Regions from separate parts of the Homo sapiens genome. Here region 1 is linked to region 2. A link is an interaction called in ENCODE POLR2A ChIA-PET data of the cell type or tissue named here. Cell type or tissue: MCF 10A. All regions are shown on one strand. Each heading gives the region's core, and the rest is flanking DNA. Links, peaks and the distances in the headings are about the cores only. Region 1 overlaps TRIM37 (tripartite motif containing 37). Region 2 holds the start of SMG8 (SMG8 nonsense mediated mRNA decay factor).

Region 1 (13,503 bases), core at 2,757-10,756, 110 kb before region 2:
TAATGAAGAAACAGATAAATTTTTTTCTAATGACCTGTGAGGTTTCAACCTCTTGCTTTACCATGTTGTGACTCTACAGAAAGTGACAAGGCTTTATTTCTAAACATTCAGGGGTCCTGGAATCTCACCTAATTCAAGTTATTTTATTATTGCTGGACAGTGAAGCCTTACAATTAACCATGTTGTAGCTTCTTCATCTATAAAAACCAATCACTGCCACATCACTCTTTCCTTTCTTTACCTGCTCCCCATAACAACTCTCCAGATATGTTCAAAATTCTTCAATCATGGAACATAAGACCATTTATTCATTCTTGTCCCTTAAATGACTTAACACTGTATTATCACTGTGTCCCCATTAAACAGTTAACAGAAATCATGTCTCATTTACCTTTGTATGCCTATCATCTAGCAAAGTACTTTCTGTGTGGGGGGAGGGGAGGGCGAGAGGTATCTGTGTATACATGGCATGAAATAACTGTTGTTAAATAAACACAATAAGAATATGTTACTTAACAGTAACAGCGCATGACTGAAAGAATTAAAAACAAGAAATATAACACTACTTATTCATAAATAACTAAAAGGCAACTACCAATATAGTGTCATTAAACAATACAAAGGCAAAATCCATTCAATATTGAACAAAGAAATTGAGGACATACTTGTCCTTTTCATTTTCTTCATGTTTGGTGAGACTGCAGAGTTGAAGAGTATCAAGCTGTTGTGTTACTTCTTCTGCCCAACGACAATTTACTAGTTCTCGTAGCTGGAGTGGAGCACTGGGGAGAAAATCCATACACATACACTAATTCAGGAATTTGAGATTATTTTATAAAATAAATACGTTTCTCAAAATAGAGAGCACAATAATACTCATACCATAACACTATTTTTTTTTTTTAAGAGATGAGTCTCACTCTATGACCCAGGGTGGAATGCAGCGGCATGCATGATCATGGTTCACTGTAGCCTTGACCTCCTAGGCTCAAGCGATCCTCCTGCCTCAGCCTCCTGAGTGGCTGGGACTACAGCAGCACACCATCAAACCCAGCTAATTTTAAAATTTTTTGTAGAGACGGGAATCTTGCTATATTTCCCAGGCTGGTCTTGAACTCCTGGCCTCCAGTGATCCTCCCAAAGTACTAGGATTACAGGTATGAGCCACTACCTGGCCCCATAATACTATTAAAACTAAAAAAATAAAAAATAAAAAAAAAGACAATGAAAAATATTATCTGTGACTTATTTTCACCACATTAACACGTCATTTATGAAAAGAAACAAAAAGCTAAACAAAAACATATGATTCAGAATATGGACTGAATTCTCAACTTCTGAGTCTAAAGCTGTACTGTTGGCGTAGTGGCTCGCGCCTGTAATCCCAGCACTTTGGGAGGCTGAGGCAGGTAGATTGCTTGAGCCCAGGTGTTCGAGACCAGCCTGGGCAACATGATGAAACCCTGTCTCTATAAAAAATTAGCCAAGTGCAATGGCATGTGCCTACAGTCCCAGCTACCCATGAAGCTGAGGTAGGAGGACCACATGAGCCAGGGAGATTGAGGCTGCAGTGAGCCAAGATCATGCCTCTGCACTCCAGCCTGGGGAACAGAGTGAGAGCCTGTCTCAAAAACAAAACAAAACAAAACACAAATCCACAGCTGTGCTGTCCAAAACGATAGCCACTAGCCACATGTGACTCTTTTAAGTTAAAATTAAATAAAAATAAAATTTTGGCCAGGTGCAGTGGCTCACACCTGTAATCCCAGCAGTTTGGGAGGCCACAGCGGGTGGATCACAAGGTCAGGAGATCAAGACCATCCTGGCCAACATGGTGAAACGCTGTCTCTACTAAAAATACAAAAATTAGCTGGGCGTGGTGGCACGTGCCTGTAATCCCAGCTACTTGGGAGGATGAGGCAGGAGAATCACTTGAACCAGGGAGTCAGAGGTTGCAGTGAGCCAAGATTGCGCCACTGCACCCCAGCCTGGCGAAAGAGTGAGACTCCATCTCAAAAATAAATAAATAAGTAAAATTTCATCATATAGCCACACTAGACACATTTCAAGTGATCGACAGCCACACACAACTAGTGGCTACCATACTGGACAGTGTAGACATAGAACACTTTCATCATTATAAAAAGTTCTACTTGATAATGCTGGTCTTATAAGATAATGTAAGAAAGGTGGGACGAGGCACAGTGGTTCACGCTGCAATCCTAGCACTTCGGGAGGTCAAGGTGGTAGGATCCCTTGAGCCCAGGAAGTCGAGACCAGTTTGGCCAACACAGTGACATCTCATCTCTACAAAAAATAAACAAAATTAGCTGGCATGGTAGCACACACCAGTGGTCCCAGTTAGGAAGGAGGTTGAGGTAGGAGGATCACCTGAGCCCAGGAGGTCGAGGCTGCAGTGAGCTGAAATCACGCCATTGCACTCCGGCCTGGACGACAGAGCGAGACTCTGTCTCAAAAAAATAAAAAGAAAAGTGAATACAAAAAGAAAAATGGTTAACAGATGGCACTCCAGCATTATTTTTTGAAACCAAAAGTAGAGATAACCTAAATGTCTCTCAATATGGGCATAAATAAATCAAGGTATAGTCATAAAACTGATTATCAGTCACTTTTTTAAAAAATGACTTATGTATACATACAATCAAGAAAAGATATCTACCATATTTTACATGAAAAAGCAAACTGCAAAACAATATTATATCATTGGTACATTTTAAGAAAAAGCATATGGGAATCACATACGCATATATATATATAAATATAGGCACAATCATACTGGATTAGGGCATTACAAAATACATGCACAAAAAACAGTCTAGAAGAATAGATACCAAACCCAACAATTTCTTCTGAAAGTATTATTAAGTGAGAAGACAGGGTAGGGAGTATCAGAATCAGAAGGCTTTTTATTTTATTTTATATTTATCTCTACCATCTGGATTTTTTTGTTTGTTTTTTGTTTTTATTTTTTTGAGACAGACTCTCGCTCTGTGGCCCAGGCTGGAGTGCAGTGGCGTGACCTTGGCTCAAGTGCAGCAGTACGATCTCAGCTCACTCCAACCTCCACCTCCTAGGTTCAAGCAATTCTCATGCTTCAGCCTCCTGAGTAGCTGGGACTATAGTCGCGCGCCACCACGCCCAGCTAATTTTTGTATTTTTAGTAGAGACAAGGTTTCACTATGTTGGCCAGGCTGGTGTCGAATTCCCGACCTCAGGTGATCCAGCCGCCTTGGCCTCCCAAAGTGCTGGGATTACAGGTATGAGCGAGCCACTGTGCCCGGCCAAGCTATCTGGATTTTTTTAACCAGAAAACATTAAAATTTTTTGCTTAATTATAAAAGATAAATTATGCCCTAACTATCTGGATTTTTTAACCAGAAACATTAAAAATTTGTTGCTTAATTATAAAAGGTAAATTAAGAAGTTATACAATGATTTTCTGAGAGGCAGAGTACAACATAGTAAACGTAATTTTAAGTCACATGAATTAGTCCCTGCATTTCTTTTTCTAGTCAAATTGCTTATTTCTACTCAACTATCTTCACGAAGAAGAGAAATGGGCAGACTGCAGGAAAACTGCCTTTATGAATCCCAAGGCACATTCTGATCTTACTATTTTCAAAATTCACAAATAATCGTAAGGAAACACTTACCGGCAATGAGGACATTGAGCTCTCTGCTCTGTCAGCCAGCGCTAAGGGGGCAAAAGATTAGATATCGATTAGAAAACATCATTACTATATATATATATTACTTAATATTTTATATTTATATATAATATATATAATATTCTTAATATATATAATATATAAATATATAATATTCATAATATATAATATATAATATATTATTATATAACATATCATATATATATAATGTATAATGTATAATAATGTATAATATATTATACATTATATATATAATATATATAATGTATAATATATTATACATTATATATATAATATATATATAATGTATAATAATGTATAATATATTATATAATATTTATATATATAAAATACTACAAATCTAATGGGTTTAACTCTCTAGTGCTTAGTTTTAGAGATACTTATAAAAGTAACAGGCAATCTACTGTTTCCCTCACTGTCATCCTCATAGGGATAAACTTTTGAAGGGACAAAACTCAACACAAAATAGCTGTTAAAAGGCTACTCTCACACAGGAAAAGCAATGATTTCAGGACTAACTGATTCTCACAGGGAACGTCTATATAATCTTATTATTGTCTTATAATAATGGCACTGTCTCCTTTGCACTCAAAAATAAACCACAGTGATGATTTATTTCTATCTAGTTTACTACTAAATTTATTTTTTGAAAAGCTAATTCGAAAAAAAAAAGGAAGCTAATTCTGAGTTACATACATTATAGACATGTAAATTAAACCGAAAAAAATGAATAAGCAATACAGCACAACTTTTAAGTCTTAAAACAGTTTCACAGGGCTGGGCACGGTGTCTCACGCCTGTAATCCCAGCAATTTGGGAGGCCAAGGTGGGCAGATCACCTGAGGTCAGCTGATGGAGACCAGCCTGGCCAACATGGTGAAACCCCGTCTCTACTAAAAACACAAAAATTAGCCAGGCATGGTGATGGTGGCAGGCGCCCATAATCCCAGCTACTCGGGAGGCTGAGGCAGGAGAATTGCTTGAACCAAGGAGGCAGAGGTTGCAGTGAGCCGAGATCCTGCCACTGCACTCTAGCCTGGGCAACAGAGCAAGACTCTGTCTCAAAAAAAAAAAAACAAAAAAAACGGTTTCATAGTTCAGTAATTGAAGCTTCTAGATATCTTGGTTTCCTCATAATTATAAAAAGGTTTTAGAAGAGAATAATGTCTCTACTAAACCAAAAATTATATTAATAATTTATTAGGAAACTGAGAGCAATGTTATACCACATATAAAGGAGATGTTAAGATTTTCTGACTAGTTTTCAGGAAACAACAGGTTTATAATAAAAAAAACTTTATGTTTTAATTGTCTGATAAATAGGTTCAGAGGTAAATAACTATGATCCTACACCAACGTACTCCCAATATCTGTTATTTGTTTATCTCTTTCTACTTTTTAAAATGAACATGAGCTTTAACTTGATGCCAAATAATTAACTTAGAAATAAAATTCCCAAGGAAACCTTAAAGGACAGTAAAAGACTTAAAATGATAGCAAGCAAGGTACTTCAGAGCAAAGAAAATAAAGCTGAAAGAAAAAGCATACAGAGCACGCCTGTAATCCCAGCACTTTGGGAGGCTGAGGCGGGTGGATCACGAGGTCAGGAGTTCGAGACCAGCCTGGCCAACATAGTGAAATCCCGTCTCTACTAAAAATACAAATTGAGCCAGGTGTGGTGGCATGAGCATGTAGTCCCAGCTACTCAGGAGGCTGAGGCAGGAGAACTGCTTGAACCCAGGAGGTGGAGGCTGCAGGGAGCCGAGACAGCGCCACGGCACTACAGCCTGTGTAACAGAGCATGATTCTGTCTCAAAAAATAAAATAAAAATAAAATAAAAAGCCTATGGAAAAGGATTCCTCCATTCTTAATAACCTTGAACATTATTATTACCTTGGTCCCTAGGCAAAAACGAAATTTGGGTCAGGTTTCTTCCCCTGAAACAATGGCATGACCATGCCACTCTTCTGTTAAAGTCACAGCTCCTCTCCAGAACTGGTCTCATGAACTCCTCTCCAGAACTGGCCCTATAACCCAGCAAGGTAATGTCTTTACATGTTTCCTCTCTCTGCCTAAGATATTCTTCAAAACCTTTCTTCATCTGGGTTACTCCTACTCATTGTTTAGATTTCAGTTCATAAGTTGCTTTCTCCAAAAAGCTTTCCCTGACACTCTGCAGACTATTTTAGATACAATTGCCATGCTCTACCACAGCAACCTACACTTCCCCCTTCAGATACTTTATTACGACGACTTATTTGTTGGTCTCCTTTGCCCTGCTAGACTATAAAACTTATAAAGACTGGGACTATGATAGGGAGTAACCAGATCGTATTTTAAATGTCTCCCTCCCTCCCAGTCAAAACAGGCTTACTGCTGCACTATATAACACTGTCGATATATCTGTGCATTTGCTTATATGGTCCCTCCCTCCATATCCCGTCTCATAGAAATGTCACTGGATCATGTCCATAAAATTTCCTGCCTTTCCCAGGCTATAGTGAGTTTTACATTCTCTGAATATTTGTGGTATTTTTATCTTGTATTCCACAATCTAATTTATTTATTTATTTTTTGAGACAGAGTCTCACTCCCTCCCCCAGGCTTGAGTGCAGTGGTGCAATCTCAACTCACTGCAACCTCTGCCTCCCGGGTTCAAGCAATTCTCATGCCTCAGCCTCTCAAGCAGCTGGGATTACAGGCATGCGACGCCACACCCAGATGGTTTTCGTATTTTTATTAGAGATGGGGTTTTCCCACGTTGGCCAGGCTAGTCTCCAACTCTGACCTCAAGTGATCTGCCCGCCTGGGCCTCCCAAAGTGCTGGGATTACAGGCATACAGGCATGAAATTGCTCAGCCTCCACAATCTAATTTAATTACAAAATAAATATGACAATGTTAATACTTTGAGAAAAGCAATGTTTCTCTCAAACCAAAACCAAAGAACCAGTGGTACAATATTAATGCATAATATTAAACAAATATCTTTAGAGCATTCCCCCTCATTCAATTAAAAAATCATAAACATAAAATAAAATTAAAATTAAAAATTATTTTCTCTCCTTCATTAAACTGGAAGAATCACAAGCTTTAGAAAGTATTCAGATCTGTGTCTGATTCCCAGCTCTGGCACTTATGGACCACATGACATTGGACAAGTGACTGAGCTCGTCTCCTCATATGCAACAAGAGAATCAACATATCTACCCTGCAAAACCGCTCTAAGGGTTAGAGAGAAGCTGTTAGCAATATATACTAAGTATCTAAGATAATCTTAAAAAAAAAACAAACTGGCTGCTAACATTTATAGTTCAATTACTACTGGATGTGAGGAAAAAGGAAGATTAAGGTGAGCTAGGTTTTTGGATAAAAAACTGGGTTCCTGACTGGAAAAGAAACAGATTTGGCATGGTGAAAAACAAAAACAAAAACAAAAACAAAACAAAAAAAAACCTCTTATAGAGACGATATATTTCAGATGCATACTACAAGTCCAAATGAAGGTAGTTAGATACTGGAGGCAGAGAAAAGGCCAGGACTGAAAAGATAAAGTTGGGAAGTTTAAGTCTAGAGGTAGTGTTAAAAGTCATGGACCAGTCGGGTGTGGTGGCTCACACCTTTAATCCCAGCACTTTGGCAGGCCAAGGTGGGAGGATTGCTTAAGGCCAGGAGCTCCAGATCAGCCTGGGTCACATAGCAAGATACCATCTCTACAATAAATTTAAAAATTAGCCGGGCATGGTGGACACGCCTGTAGTCCCAGCTACTCCTCAGGAGGCTGAGGTGGGAGGATCAACTGAGTCCAGAGGTCAGGGCTGCAGTGAGCCATGATCATGCCACTGTCTCTAGCCTGGATGACAGAGCAAGACTCGGTCTCTTAAAAAAAAAAAATCCATAGACCATGAAGTTACTAGGAAGATGGTATAGCTATTATGGCAAAGATACCAAAGATAACGTTTCAAGAAAAACAGATGAAGTAATTTATGCTGAATGCTCCGAGAAGGAAAGATAAGGCCAACAAAAGGTTCATTGGATTTAGCAAAACTGAGTCTACACTTTGCAGGAGCTATGTGAGTAGTGTGGAGGGAGCTAAAGCCAAGTTAGAATGGGTTGAAGGGTAAGTAGATGGCAAGGTTGCAGGGAAATGGAGTGGAAAACACTCTTTTAAATACTTTTAGCTATAAGAGAAAACAGGCAGTAAATAGGAAATTTGTTAACAAAGGACTTTTATTCCCAAACAGCTCAAAATTGCAAGGAAACTAGGAGGCCGATCATAGAGGATCTTAGATGCCTTGTGAAAGCATACAAAATTTCTTACATCCCCTAATGTACTGTTTGAGGCAAACTATATATACATACAAAAACATGCTAAATACTTTCTGGGGTTGTTTTTGTTTTTGAGACAAGTCTCACTCTGTCACTCAGGCAGGAGAGCAGTGGCCCAAACACAGCTCACTGCAGCCTCAACCTCTTCATCTCAAGAGGTCCTCCCACCTGACCCTCTGAAGTAGCTGAGGCTACAGGTGTGCCCACCACATCCAGCTAATTTTTTAATTTTTTTTGCAGAGATGGGATCTTGCCATGTTGCTCAGCCTGGTCTTGAAGTCCTGGGCTCAAACAATCCTCCATCTTTGGGCCTCCCAACGTGCTGGGACTACAGGCATGAGCCACTGTGCCCAGACTAAAATAGTTTCTTACAAACATCTATACCACTAAACTATAACAAAAGTCCACTTCTTATGGTATGTCTACCAAAGAAAGGGAAAAGCTGTCCTTTTGTTCATTTCCAAAAACCTGTAAGAATGAGTAATTATCATAAAGATTGTATATATTAATTATCTAGCATACAGAACTAAATAAGCCAGATGGTAAATAAAATTACTGTTAGTGTAACAGGAGACCAAAAAAAGAGAGTTTAAAAAAAAAACATCAGCCGGGCACAGTGGCTCACGCCTGTAATCTCAATACTTTGGGAGGCCGAGGTGGGTGGATCACCTGGAGTCAGGAGTTCGAGACCAGCCTGGCCAACATGGTGAAACCCCGCCTCTACTAAAAATATAAAAATTAGCCAGGCATGGTGGTGGGTGCCTGTAATCCCAGCTACTCGGGAGGCTGAGGCAGGAGAATCGCTTGAACCCAGGAGGCAGAGGTTGCAATGAGCCAAGATCGTGCCACTGCACTACAGCCTGGGTGACAGTGAGACTCTGTCTCAAAAAAAAAAAAACAAAAAAAAAAAAACCAACTTTGTAACAGAAAACAAGGTCTTTAAGAAACATTAATTACAGCAATTATTAAAAATCTTAGATCATGGGCTCATGATTGATTAAATACTATTTCCAATGCCTAATCCTGCATTTGAAATTAATTAAAAATATAAGTATTTATTAAATTCCTTCCATTTCTTCAGAATATAATCAGAGATATCATTATTGACATGTACTGTGCATCCTCATTCATAATGCTATATGAAAAATTTTAATGTATATGTGGTCTGGGAGTTTAAGATATTTACTAGAGAAATTGTGCTAGGGAAATCCTCAACAAAATCCCAATAAAACTAATTCAACAGACTATTTAAAAAATTATACACTGTGGCCAAGTGGGATTTATTCCTAGAATAGAAAGATGATTCAACTACAAAAATCATTCAATGTAATAAACCACTTCATGGAAAACCCCCACTATGATCATCTCAATTGATGCAGAAAAGGCATCTGACAAAATCCAATATCCTTTCATGATAAAAATACTCAATAGAAATAGAAGGGAACTTCCTCAACTTGATAAAGGCCATATATAAAAACTCATAAAAATCATAGTCAACGATTCAAAGGCTAAAAACTCTTCCCCTTAAGATCAGGAAAAATTCCCCTTAAGATCAGGAAAAAGACAAGGATGCCAGCTTTTACCATTTCTATTTGACATAATACAGGTACTAAAAATTCCAGCCAGAGTACTTAGGCAAGATAAAGAAATAAAAAGTATCCTAATTAAAAAAGAAGTGAAATTATCTTTTTGCAGATGACATGATCTTATCTGTAAAAATCCCTAAAGAGTCCACAAAATATTGTTAAAGCTAATAAACACAACAGTTACAGGAGACAAACACACAAAAAACACTGGCATTTCTATAAGCTTGCAATGAACAATCTAAAAACGAAATTAAGAAAATAACACATTTGCAACAGCATCAAAAGGAATAAAATGCTTAGGGAAAAAAAAAACCAAGAATTTGAAAGACATACATGGAGGCTGAGTGTGGTGGCTCACACCTATAATCCCAGCATTGGGAGGCCAAGACAAGAGGGTCTCTTGAACCCAGGAAGTTGAGGCTGCAGTGAGCCATGATCGCATCACTGCACTCCAGCCTGGGTGACAGTGAGATCCTGTCTCAAAACAATAAAAAACAAAAAGAAAGACTTATACGTGCAAAACTACAATACACTGCTCAAAGAAGTTAAAGAAGTCCTAAATAAATGGAAAGACACCCATGTTCAAGGATCATAAGATTTAATATTGTTAAGACAGCAATATTACTCAAAGGCATGTACAGAATCAATGTAATCCCTACTAAAACTCCAATGGTACTTTTTATATTGGTAGAAAACTGCATTTAAAATTCACATGGAATCTCAAGGGATGCCAAATAGTCAAAACTATCTTGAAAAAGTTGGAGGACTCACACTTCCTAATTTCAAAACTTACTACAAAGCTACAGTAATCAAAACAGTGTGGTACTACCATAAGAACAGAAATAGAGACTAATAGAACAGAATAGAGAGGTAGAAATAAACAAAAATATTTTATGATTCCATTTATATGATGTACTTAGAATAGTCAATGTAAAGACAGAAGGTAGAATAGTGGTTAACAGGGGCTAGGGGGAAGAGAATAATGAGAATTTATTGTTTATCAAGTACAGAGTTTCAGTTTGGGATGATGAAAAAGTACTAAAGGTGGATAGTGGTGATGGCTGCACAACAATGTGAATGTACTTAATGCCGCTAAACAGTACACTTAAAAATACAGTTAAAATTGCAAATTTGGCTGGGCCAAGTGGCTCACATCTGTAATCCTAGCACTTGGGAGGCCAAGGCAGGCAGATCACTTGAGCCCAGGAGTTTGAGGCCAGCTTTGGCAACAAAGTAAAACCCTGTCTCTACAAAAAATAAAAAAATTAGCCAGGCACGATGGCACACACTTGTGGTCCCAGCTACTCAAGAGTGTGAAGCAGGCCAACTGCTTGAGCCCAAGAGATTGAGGCTGCAGTGAGCCATGATTGTGTCACTGTGCTCCAACGTGGGCAACAGAGTGAGACACTGTCTCATTTAAAAAAAAAAAAAAAAAAAGGCTAATTTTACATTAGGTATATTTTACCACAATTAAAAAAAAATTAACAGAATACCATATGACCCAGCAATTTCACTTCTAGATATATATTCAAAAGAAATGAAAGCAGGAACTCAAACAGATAATTGTTAACAACAGAACTATTAACAATATCCAATATCCAAAAAGTGAAAACAACCCAAGTGTCCATCAAGAGATAAAAATGGATAAATAGGCTAGGCGCGGTGGCTCAACGCCTGTAATCCCAGCACTTTGGGAGGCCAAGGAGGGTGGATCACCAGGTCAAGAGATCGACACCATCCTGGCCAACATGGTGAAACCCCATCTCTACTAAAAATACAAAAATTAGCTGGGTGTACTGGCGCACACCTGTAGTCCCAGCTACTCGGGAGGCTGAGGCAGCAGACTCGCTTGAACCTCGGAGGTGGAGGGTGTGGTGAGCCGAGATCGCACGATTGCACTCCAGCCTGGCGACAGAGCGAGGCTCTGTCTCAAAAAACAAAAAAACTTAAGAAAAAGGATAAACAAAAAGTGGTATATAGCCATGTGTCACATAAAGATGTTTCGGTAAATGATGGACCGCATATACTACAGTAGTCTCGTAAGATTAGAATGGAGCTGCCCTACATAGGTGTACCATTTTTTATCTTTTATACTGTATTTTTAATATACCTTTTCTATGTTTACTTATGTTTATTTTCTTTTTTCTTTTTTTTTAATGGGTACAGACTTTCTGTTTGGGGTGATGAAAGATTTTGGAAATAGTGATATGGTTGTATAACATTATGAATGTAATTAAAGACACCGAACTGTACCCTTAAATATGGGTAAAATGGAAAATTTTGTTATATTTATTTTAGCACAAAATGGGGGGCACTGAACAGACCCCTTACCAAAGACAACATATGGATGGTAAATAACTCCTGGAAAAGATGCTAACATCATTACTCAACAGAGAAACGCTAACTAAAACAAGGAGATACCTGTAAGAATGGCTACACGTCCCTGAGAATGGCTAAAATTCACAAAACCGAACACACCAACTGTTAGCATTAATGTGGAGGAATTGGAACTCTCATAAACTTCTGGTGAGAATGTAAAATTATAAAACTATTTCCTTTTTTTTCTTTTTGAGACAGAGTTTCGCTCTTGTTGCCCAGGCTGGAGTGCAATGGTGCGATCTCGGCTCACCACAACCTCCGCCTTCTGGATTCAAGTGATTCTCCTGCCTCAGGCTCCCAAGGAGCTGGGATTACAGACATGTACCACCAGGCCTGGCTAATTTTGTATTTTTGGTAGAGACAGAGTTCTCCATGTTGGTCAAGCTGGTCTCGAACTCCCGAATTCAGGTGATCCATCCACTTCGGCCTCCCAATCCTTTTTTTAATTTAACCTTCATCCCTCTCCTCCTCTCCCTCTTTTGAAGTCCCCAGTGTCTAGCATTTCCCCCTTTATGTCCATGTATGCTCATTGTTTAGCTCCCAGATACAAGTATTTTAGAAAATAGCTTGGCAATTTTCAAAATGTTAAACACACATCTACCACATAATCTCTATCCGTTCCATTACTAATTATTTACCCAAGAGAAAAGAAAGCTTCTTGTACACGAATGTTCGCAGCAATTTTCACTGTAATAGCAAAAACTGTAAACATGCCATATGCCCATCAACAGGTGAATGCATAAACAAATTGTGGTAAATACATACAATGGAATACTACTTAGCAATAAAAAGGAATACTACTGATACATACAGTATTTTTGCTGAGTGAAAAAAAGCCAGATCCGTAAGAGTACATATTGTATGATTTTCATTTGTATAAAATTCCAAAACATGCAAACTTATCTTTTTTCTCTTTTTCCATCCCCCTTATCTCTGAAGCAAACTTATCTATCGTGACAGAAAGCAGATCAATGGTTGCCTGGGGACAAGGCAAGTAGAGGGAGGAATTACCAAGAGGCACAAGGAAACTTTTGGGGATGACAGATATATTCACTAACTTGGATGCAATGATTGTCTCACAAGAATACATATATGTCAAAACTGTACACTTGGCCAGGCTCAGTGACTCACATCTGTAATCCTAGCACTTTGGGAGGCTGAGGTGGGTGGATCACCTGAGGTCAGGAGTTTGAGACCAACCTGACCAACATGGTGAAACCCTGTTTCTACTAAAAATACAAAATTAGTCAAGCGTGGTGATGCATGCCTATAATCCCAGCTACTTGGGAGGCTGAGGCAGGAGAATCACTCGAACCCAGGAGATGGAGGTTGCAGTGAGCGGAGATCGCGTCATTGCACTCCAGGCTGGGCAACAAGAGCAAAACGCCGTCTCAAAAAAAAAAAAAAAAGAACAAAACAAACAAAAAAACTGTACACTTTAAATATGTGTAGTTTACTGCATGTCAGTTATACCTAATAAAAAATGACTGGCTTGAAAA
Region 2 (8,777 bases), core at 778-8,777:
GGAGGATGGTTTGGGCCCCGGAGGTAGAGGTTGCAGTGAGCTGAGATTGTGCCACTGTATTCCATCCTGGGCAACAGAGCCAGACCCTGCCTCAAAAAAAAAAAAAAAAAAAAAAAAGGCCTGGCACAGTGGCTCACGCCTGTAATCCCAGCACTTTGGGAGGCTGAGGCGGGCAAAACACTTGAGGTCAGACGTTTGAGACCAGCCTGGCCAACATGGTGAAACCCCGTCTCTACCAAAAATAAAAATAAAAATTATCCAGGCGTGGTGGCATGTGCCTATAGCCCCAGCTACTCAGGAAGCTAAAGCACGAGAATTATGTGCATCCTGGAGGTGAAGGTTGCAGTGAGCCAAGATCACACCACTCCACTCCAGTCTGGACAACAGAGTGAGACCCTGTGTCAAAAAAAAAAAAAAGAAAGAAAGAAAGAAAAAATGCTTTATGGCCCAGTGCAGTGGCTCACACCTATAATCCTAGCACTTTGGGAGGCTAAGGCAGGAGGATTGCTTGAGGCCAAGAGTTCAAAACAAGCCTGGGCAACATTGCAAGACCCCAACTCTACAAAAAACGAAAAATTAGCCGGGAGCGGTGATGTGTGCCTGTAGTCCCAGCTACTCAGGAGACTGAGGTGGGAGAATCACTTGAGCCTGGGAGGTTGAGGCTGCAGTGAGCTGTGTTTATACCACTGCACTCCAGCCTGCTGGGTAACAGAGCAAGACTCCATCTCAAAAAGAAAAGAAAAAATGCTTTGCTACATAATGAGGCCAGGCAAAAAAAAAAAAGTCCTGTGGAAATCATATAGACAAACATTTGCAAAGCTGCTACTGCCATTGTACCAGTGTTAAACTGTGTTCTACCTTGCATCTTTTACTGATTTTTATGACAGATTTTATATTGTAACCATTCGAGAACTCTGTAAGTGCTATGGCTTCCTTAAACTACGATTTATCATATGCTCCCGGTGTTTACTTTGAGACTGAATGGCAACCAGAGAATGTAAACAACCAAGGTGCATCTGGTTATGTTTTAAAATAAAGATTAATAAAAGTTTTGGTTTTTCTCTTTCTAACCTTCTTTTTAAACTAGAAATATAATACCTATAGAAAAGTAAATGTTGGCCGGGTGCGGTGGCTCATGCCTATAATCCCAGCACTTTGGGAGGCCGAGGCAGGCAGATCACCTGAGGTCAAGAGTTCGAGACCAGTCTGGCCAACATGGTGAAACCCTGTCTCTACTAAAAATACAAAAATTAGCCGGGCATAGTGGCAGACACCTGTAATCCCAGCTACTGGGAAGGCTGAGCCAGAATGGCTTGAACCTGGGAGGCAGAGGTTGCAGTGAGCCGAGATCGCCCCATTGCACTCCAGCTTGAGCAACAAGAGCGAAACTGTCTCAAAAAAAAAAAAAAAGTATATGTTAAGTATAGAAAAATATATAAATTAAAAAATTATAGGCTTGGGGGCCAGGCACAGTGGCTCACACCTGTAATCCCAGCACTTTGGGAGGCCGAGGTGGGTGTATCACTTGAGGTCAGGAGTTTGAGACCAGCCTGGCCAACATGGTGAAACCCCGTCTCTACCAAAAAAAATATATAAAAATTATCTGGGTGTGGTGGCATGTGCCTATAGTCTCAGCTTCTCAGAAGACTGAGGCGTGAGAATCACTTGAACGATGGAAGTGGAGGTTGCAGTGAGCTGAGATCACACTACTGCACTACAGTCTGGGCAACAGAGTGAGACCTTGTCTCAAAAAAAAAAGAAAGAAAAAGAAAAATGCTTTATGGCCCAGTGCAGTGGCTCACACCTATAATCCTAGCACTTTGGGAGGCTAAGGCAGGAGGTTCGCTTGAGGCCAAGAGTTCAAAACAAGCCTGGGCAACACTGCAAGACCCCAACTCTACAAAAAACGAAAAATTAGCCGGGAGCGGTGATGTGTGCCTGTAGTCCCAGCTACTCAGGAGACTGAGGTGGAAGAATCACTTGAGCCCGGGAGGTTGAGGCTGCAGTGAGCTGTGTTTATACCACTGCACTCCAGCCTGCTGGGTAACAGAGCAAGACTCCATCTCAAAAAGAAAAGAAAAAATGCTTTGCTACATAATGAGGCCAGGCAAAAAAAAAAAGTCCTGTGGAAATCATATAGACAAACATTTGCAAAGCTGCTACTGCCATTGTACCAGTGTTAAAATGTGTTCTACCTTGCATCTTTTACTGATTTTTATGACAGATTTTATATTGTAACCATTTGAGAACTCTGTAAGTGCTATGGCTTCCTTAAACTACGATTTATCATATGCTCCCAGTGTTTACTTTGAGACTGAATGGCAACCAGAGAATGTAAACAACCAAGGTGCATCTGGTTATGTTTTAAAATAAAGATTAATAAAAGTTTTGGTTTTTCTCTTTCTAACCTTCTTTTTAAACTAGAAATATAATACCTATAGAAAAGTAAATGTTGGCCGGGTGCGGTGGCTCATGCCTATAATCCCAGCACTTTGGGAGGCCGAGGCAGGCAGATCACCTGAGGTCAAGAGTTCGAGACCAGTCTGGCCAACATGGTGAAACCCTGTCTCTACTAAAAATACAAAAATTAGCCGGGCATAGTGGCAGACACCTGTAATCCCAGCTACTGGGAAGGCTGAGCCAGAATGGCTTGAACCTGGGAGGCAAAGGTTGCAGTGAGCCGAGATCGCCCCATTGTACTCCAGCTTGAGCAACAAGAGCGAAACTGTCTCAAAAAAAAAAAAAGTATATGTTAAGTATAGAAAAATATATAAATTAAAAAATTATAGGCTTGGGGGCCAGGCACAGTGGCTCACACCTGTAATCCCAGCACTTTGGGAGGCTGAGGTGGGAGGATCACTTGAGGCCAAGAGTTTGAAACCAGTATGGGCAACATTGCAAGACCCTGTCTCTACAAAAAACAAAAAATTAGCCGGGCATGGTGGCATGTGCCTGTAGTCCCAGCTACTCGGGAGACTGAGGTGGGAGAATCACTTGAGTCCAGGAGGTTGAGGCTCCAGCGAGCAGTGTTCATACCACCTGCACTCCAGCCTGCTGGGTGACAGAGCAAGATGCTGTCTCAAAAAAAAAAAAAAAAAAAAAAGAAAGAAAAAAGAAAAATGCTTTGCTATATAACGAAGCCAGGCAGGAAAAAAAAGTCCATATAGATAAACATTTGCAAAGCTGCTACTGCCATTGTACAGTGTTAAAATGTGTTCTACCTTGCATCTTTAAATAAAGATTAATAAAAGTTTTGGTTTTTCCCTTTTTAACCTTTTTTTTTAACTAGAAATAATAATACCTATAGAAAAGTATATATTGGCCGGGCGCAGTGGCTCACGCCTGTAATCCCAGCACTTTGGGAGCCCAAGGCAGGTGGATCATGAGGTCAGAAGATCAAGACCATCCTGGCTAACACGGTGAAACCTGGTCTCTACTAAAAATACAAAAAATTAGCCGGGCGTGGTGGCAGGCGCCTGTAGTCCCAGCTACTTGGGAGGCTGAGGCAGGAGAATGGCATGAACCCGGGAGGCAGAGCTTGCAGGGAGCTGAGATCACGCCACTGCACTCCAGCCTGGGCAACAGAGTGAGACTCTGTCTCAAAAAAACAAAAAAGTATATAGTAAGTATAGAAAATATATGAATTAAAAAATCAATGCCGAGCGTGATGGCTCAAACCTATAATCCCAGCACTTTGGGAGGCCGGGGTGGGCAGATCACCTGGGGTTGGAAGTTCGAGACCAGCCTGGCTAACGTGGGGAAACCCCATCTCTACTAAAAATACAAGTTTAGGTGGGCGTGGTGGTACGTGCTTGTAATCCCAGCTACTTGGGAGGCTGAGGCAGAAGAATTGCTTGAGGAGACGGAGACAGGGAATAGGAGATGGAGGTTGCCGTGATCCCAGATAGCACCACTGCACTTCAGCCTGGGTGACAGAGTGAGACTCTGTCTCACAAAAAAAAAAAAAAAAAATTTTAGGCCGGAGGCGAGGTGTGGTGGCTGACACCTGTAATCCCAGCACTTTGGGAGGCCGAGGTGGGTGGATGATGTGAGGTCGGGAGTTCGAGACCAGCCTGGCCAACATGGTGAAACACCATCTCTACTAAAAATACAAAAATTAGCCGCCCATGGTGGTGCACCTGTAATCCCAGCTCCTTGGGAGGCTGAGGCAGTAGAATCACTTGAACCTGGGAGGTGGAGTTTGCAGTGAGCTTAGATTGCACCACTGTACTCCACTCTGGGCAACAGAGCAAGACTCTGTCTCAAAATATATATAATATATATTATTATGTATATATATAATATATATTATTATGTATATGTGTAATATATATTATTATGTATATATATAATATATATATTATATCATAATCCCTTCCCTCACTAAGTAATCACTGACCTACTTGGTACAATAAATATTTCCTTGCTTTTAGTAAGAACACACCCCTAAATGCAATGGTTTATTTTGCTTGCTTTTGAACTCTATAGAAATAAAATCAGGCCTGGCGCAGTGGCTCTCGCCTGTAATCCCACCACTTTGGGAGGCCGAGGCGGGCAGATCATGAGATCAGGAGATTGAGACTATCCTGGCCAACATGGTGAAATCCTGTCTCTATTAAAAATACAAAAGTTAGCTGGGTGTGGTCTCACGCACCTGTAATCCCAGCTACTTGGGAGGCTGAGGCAAGAGAATCACTTGCACCGGGGAGCCGGAGGTTGCAGTGAGTCGAGATCGCGCCACTGAACTCTAGCCTGGCCACAGAGCAAGACTGCATCTCCAAAAAAAAAAAAAAAAAAAAAAAAAAATAGAATTATAGGGTATATACACTTTTGTTTCTGATTTCTTTCAATCAACATTTATTTTAAAGATTCAGTCATGTTATTGTATAGTGCTATAGATAATTTTTTTAGATTCAAAGATTTTTATTTTTTACAAAACCCCAGAATAATAAACGTTATAATTATACATTTAAATCTGGTTGTAAGTTTTATCCTGGCAGCTATTTGTCAATATGCCTTCTAGTTAGAGAGGTTCTGCAAGTTATAATTTACATACAAAGATATTTCGCAATTTTTTTTTTTTTTGAGACGGAGTCTCACTCTGTCGCCCAGGCTGGAGTGCAGCGGGGTGATCTCGGCTCACTGCAACCTCCACCTCCTGGTTCGAGCAATTCTCCTGCCTCAGCCTCCTGAGCAGCTGGAACTACAGGTATGCGCCACCACGCCTAATTTTTGCTTTTTTTTTTTTTTTTTTTTTTTTTTTTAGACGGTTTTCGCTCTTGTTGCCCAGGCTGGAGTGCAATGGTGTGATCTCGGTTCACTGCAACTTCCGCCTCCCGGGTTCAAGCGATTGTCCTGCCTCAGCCTCCCGAGTAGCTGGGATTACAGGCGCCCGCCACCACGCCCGGCTAATTTTCGTATTTTTAGTAGAGATGGGGTTTCACCATGTTGGCCAGCCTGGTCTCGAACTCCTGACTTCAGGTGATCCGCCCGCCTTGGCCTCCCAAAGTGCTAGGATTACAGGCGTGAGCCACCGCAGTAGTCCCAGTTTTGTTTTGTTTTTTTGTTTTTTGTTTTTGATATCTCAATTCCTACAGTTGAGGAAACAAACTAGGAGAGGAGAAGAGGAGGCGGAACTCAAGTGACGGGAAAGCAGGAACTGAAGAAGCGGAGGAAGGATTTCAAAATTGGACGAAAGCCGGTCGGTTTTACTAACGGACCGGAAGGACTCTAGAGAACGCTCTGCACTATGGCTGGTCCCGTGAGCTTGCGAGACCTTCTAATGGGAGCATCAGCCTGGATGGGCTCTGAAAGTCCCGGAGGGTCCCCTACTGAGGGCGGAGGGAGCGCGGCTGGCGGACCGGAGCCTCCATGGCGGGAGGATGAGATCTGCGTTGTGGGAATCTTCGGCAAGACGGCTCTACGCCTGAATTCCGAGAAGTTCTCTCTTGTGAATACGGTGTGCGACCGACAGGTCTTTCCTCTCTTTCGCCACCAAGATCCTGGGGATCCAGGACCTGGAATCAGAACTGAGGCTGGCGCCGTGGGTGAGGCCGGTGGAGCCGAGGACCCTGGGGCTGCAGCCGGGGGTTCAGTTCGGGGAAGTGGAGCTGTCGCGGAAGGTAACCGAACTGAGGCAGGCTCCCAGGACTACAGCCTTCTGCAGGCCTACTACAGTCAGGAAAGCAAAGTTCTGTATCTTCTCCTCACCTCCATCTGTGACAATTCACAGCTTCTCCGGGCTTGTCGGGCTCTTCAGAGCGGGGAAGCTGGAGGTGGACTCTCTTTACCTCATGCAGAAGCACACGAGTTCTGGAAGCATCAAGAGAAGCTGCAGTGCCTCAGTCTCCTTTACCTATTCTCTGTCTGTCATATCTTGCTTCTGGTCCATCCCACTTGTTCCTTTGATATCACTTATGATCGAGTATTCAGAGCCCTGGATGGGCTGAGACAGAAGGTCCTGCCGCTCCTTAAAACAGCCATTAAGGATTGTCCAGTTGGCAAAGACTGGAAGCTAAACTGCCGACCTTGCCCACCTAGACTCCTTTTCCTCTTTCAACTCAATGGAGCCCTCAAGGTAGAACCTCCTCGGAACCAAGACCCAGCTCATCCAGACAAGCCCAAGAAACATTCTCCCAAAAGGAGGCTGCAGCATGCCCTGGAGGACCAGATCTATAGAATCTTCCGGAAGAGTCGTGTCTTGACTAATCAGAGCATCAACTGCCTCTTTACTGTGCCTGCCAACCAAGCTTTCGTGTACATAGTACCGGGAAGCCAGGAGGAGGACCCAGTAGGTATGTTGCTGGACCAACTTAGGAGTCATTGTACTGTGAAGGACCCGGAATCTTTGCTGGTGCCTGCACCCCTTTCTGGGCCTAGGCGATACCAGGTGATGAGGCAGCACAGCCGACAACAACTTTCCTTTCACATTGACAGCAGCAGTTCCAGTTCTTCAGGCCAGCTAGTGGATTTCACTCTTCGGGAATTCCTATGGCAGCATGTGGAGCTAGTTCTAAGCAAGAAAGGTTTCGATGACAGTGTGGGCAGGAACCCACAGCCTTCCCATTTTGAACTTCCTACTTATCAGAAGTGGATCTCAGCAGCTTCAAAACTGTATGAGGTGGCTATTGATGGGAAAGAAGAGGACTTGGGGTCACCCACTGGAGAGCTAACATCTAAGATTTTAAGCAGTATTAAAGTCTTGGAAGGATTTTTGGATATTGACACAAAATTCTCAGAAAACCGATGCCAAAAAGCTTTACCCATGGCCCACAGTGCCTACCAGTCAAATTTGCCTCATAATTACACAATGACTGTCCATAAGAATCAGCTTGCCCAGGCTCTTCGAGTGTACAGTCAACATGCTAGAGGTCCAGCATTTCACAAATACGCCATGCAGTTACATGAGGACTGCTACAAATTTTGGAGCAATGGCCATCAGCTCTGTGAGGAGAGGAGTTTAACTGATCAACACTGTGTGCACAAATTTCACTCATTACCTAAATCAGGTAGCTAAAATTTGTTCAGCATTTTGAAATAAAAACTTTGAGCTGTGTTTTCATTCTTGTTTTAAGATAGTCTGTTCACTATGTATTGATATTTTAGAAAGAGCCCTACAGAAATTTAGGTGCATCAGCTATACGTTTTCTCTCCTGCTGTAAAAGGAAAATATCAGCTATGACTACTTTCTTATTTTTTTTCATTTAAAGGATACGTCCTAGTGAATTGGTAAGTGAGAATTATTAAGTAGTATAAAATTTCAGACATCTCATATTAACACTTTGCCTTGGAGGATTTGTAGAACTAAAATGAATGTTATGTTAGATGATGGTACATGATAATGGTAGCAGGAGGAAAAATTCACTTAAAAACTCTAAACTTTACATTTATAATATAAAGTATTTTATATACTTTCACTTGCTTCTTCTGTTATGTGTATTTAGGTAAGGTTTTTGTTTGTGGGGTTAGATGTTGTAGAATGCAAAGTAAATTCGCACATTGTGTTTATGAAATTAATAGTGGCTGTTATATTTTCCAGGAGAAAAACCAGAGGCTGATAGAAATCCGCCTGTGCTATATCACAATAGCCGAGCTCGATCTACTGGTGCTTGCAACTGTGGAAGGAAACAAGCACCTCGAGATGATCCCTTTGATATCAAAGCAGCCAATTATGACTTCTATCAGGTAGACTCTGAATTTTTTCTTCTTCCTCTTCTGTCTTTTTTTGTTAAATATCATCTGAGTAAAAACATATTTTCAATAGCAGAGTAAGTAGAAAAGCAAATGCAACTGCAGTATAATATATAAACAGGAGCAAATTCTTTATGTGTACATATTTACTTACACATCAATTATTGATCTTGTTAGAATGAAGAATATTATTTAAAATGAAAAACTTACTGGATTTTTTTTCTTACCCTCTATAGCTTCTGGAAGAAAAGTGTTGTGGAAAATTGGATCATATCAATTTCCCAGTATTTGAACCAAGTACTCCAGATCCTGCTCCTGCTAAAAATGAATCCTCTCCTGCTCCTCCAGATTCGGATGCTGATAAACTTAAAGAAAAAGAACCTCAAACCCAAGGAGAGAGCACGAGCCTGAGTTTAGCTTTGAGTTTGGGCCAATCCACAGATAGCTTAGGTACCTATCCAGCTGATCCACAAGCAGGAGGAGATAATCCAGAAGTTCATGGTCAAGTAGAAGTGAAAACTGAGAAGAGGCCAAACTTCGTTGATCGACAGGCATCCACAGTTGAGTATCTCCCAGGCATGCTACAT

Evidence for each region. ChIA-PET counts read pairs that join two places held together with the same protein. Peaks named below come from ENCODE experiments on the same cell type or tissue, not always from the same donor. Only the 100,000 strongest peaks of a DNase experiment are listed, where the experiment ranks them.
Region 1: POLR2A ChIA-PET joins it to region 2 with 13 read pairs; 9 of 35 experiments call an interaction of 5 or more read pairs at or near these places.

Annotation. Positions count from the first base shown.
Region 1 is chr17:59,087,626-59,101,128 of GRCh38, forward strand. TRIM37 (tripartite motif containing 37) reads right to left here. Exons shown (of 24, transcript NM_015294.6): 3 at 3,675-3,715; 4 at 666-782. Among named protein-coding and RNA genes, the nearest start is that of TRIM37, 13 kb to the right of the region's middle. In MCF 10A, for the core only: no CTCF peak of the experiment used is centred there; a DNase peak (open chromatin) is centred at 6,346.
Region 2 is chr17:59,204,303-59,213,079 of GRCh38, forward strand. It overlaps PRR11 (proline rich 11), which reads left to right. Exons shown (of 10, transcript NM_018304.4): 10 at 1-2,407. SMG8 (SMG8 nonsense mediated mRNA decay factor) reads left to right here and starts at 5,733. Exons shown (of 4, transcript NM_018149.7): 1 at 5,733-7,508; 2 at 8,039-8,184; 3 at 8,427-8,777. The coding sequence starts at 5,750. RefSeq lists an enhancer at 5,542-5,611. In MCF 10A, for the core only: no CTCF peak of the experiment used is centred there; a DNase peak (open chromatin) is centred at 5,699.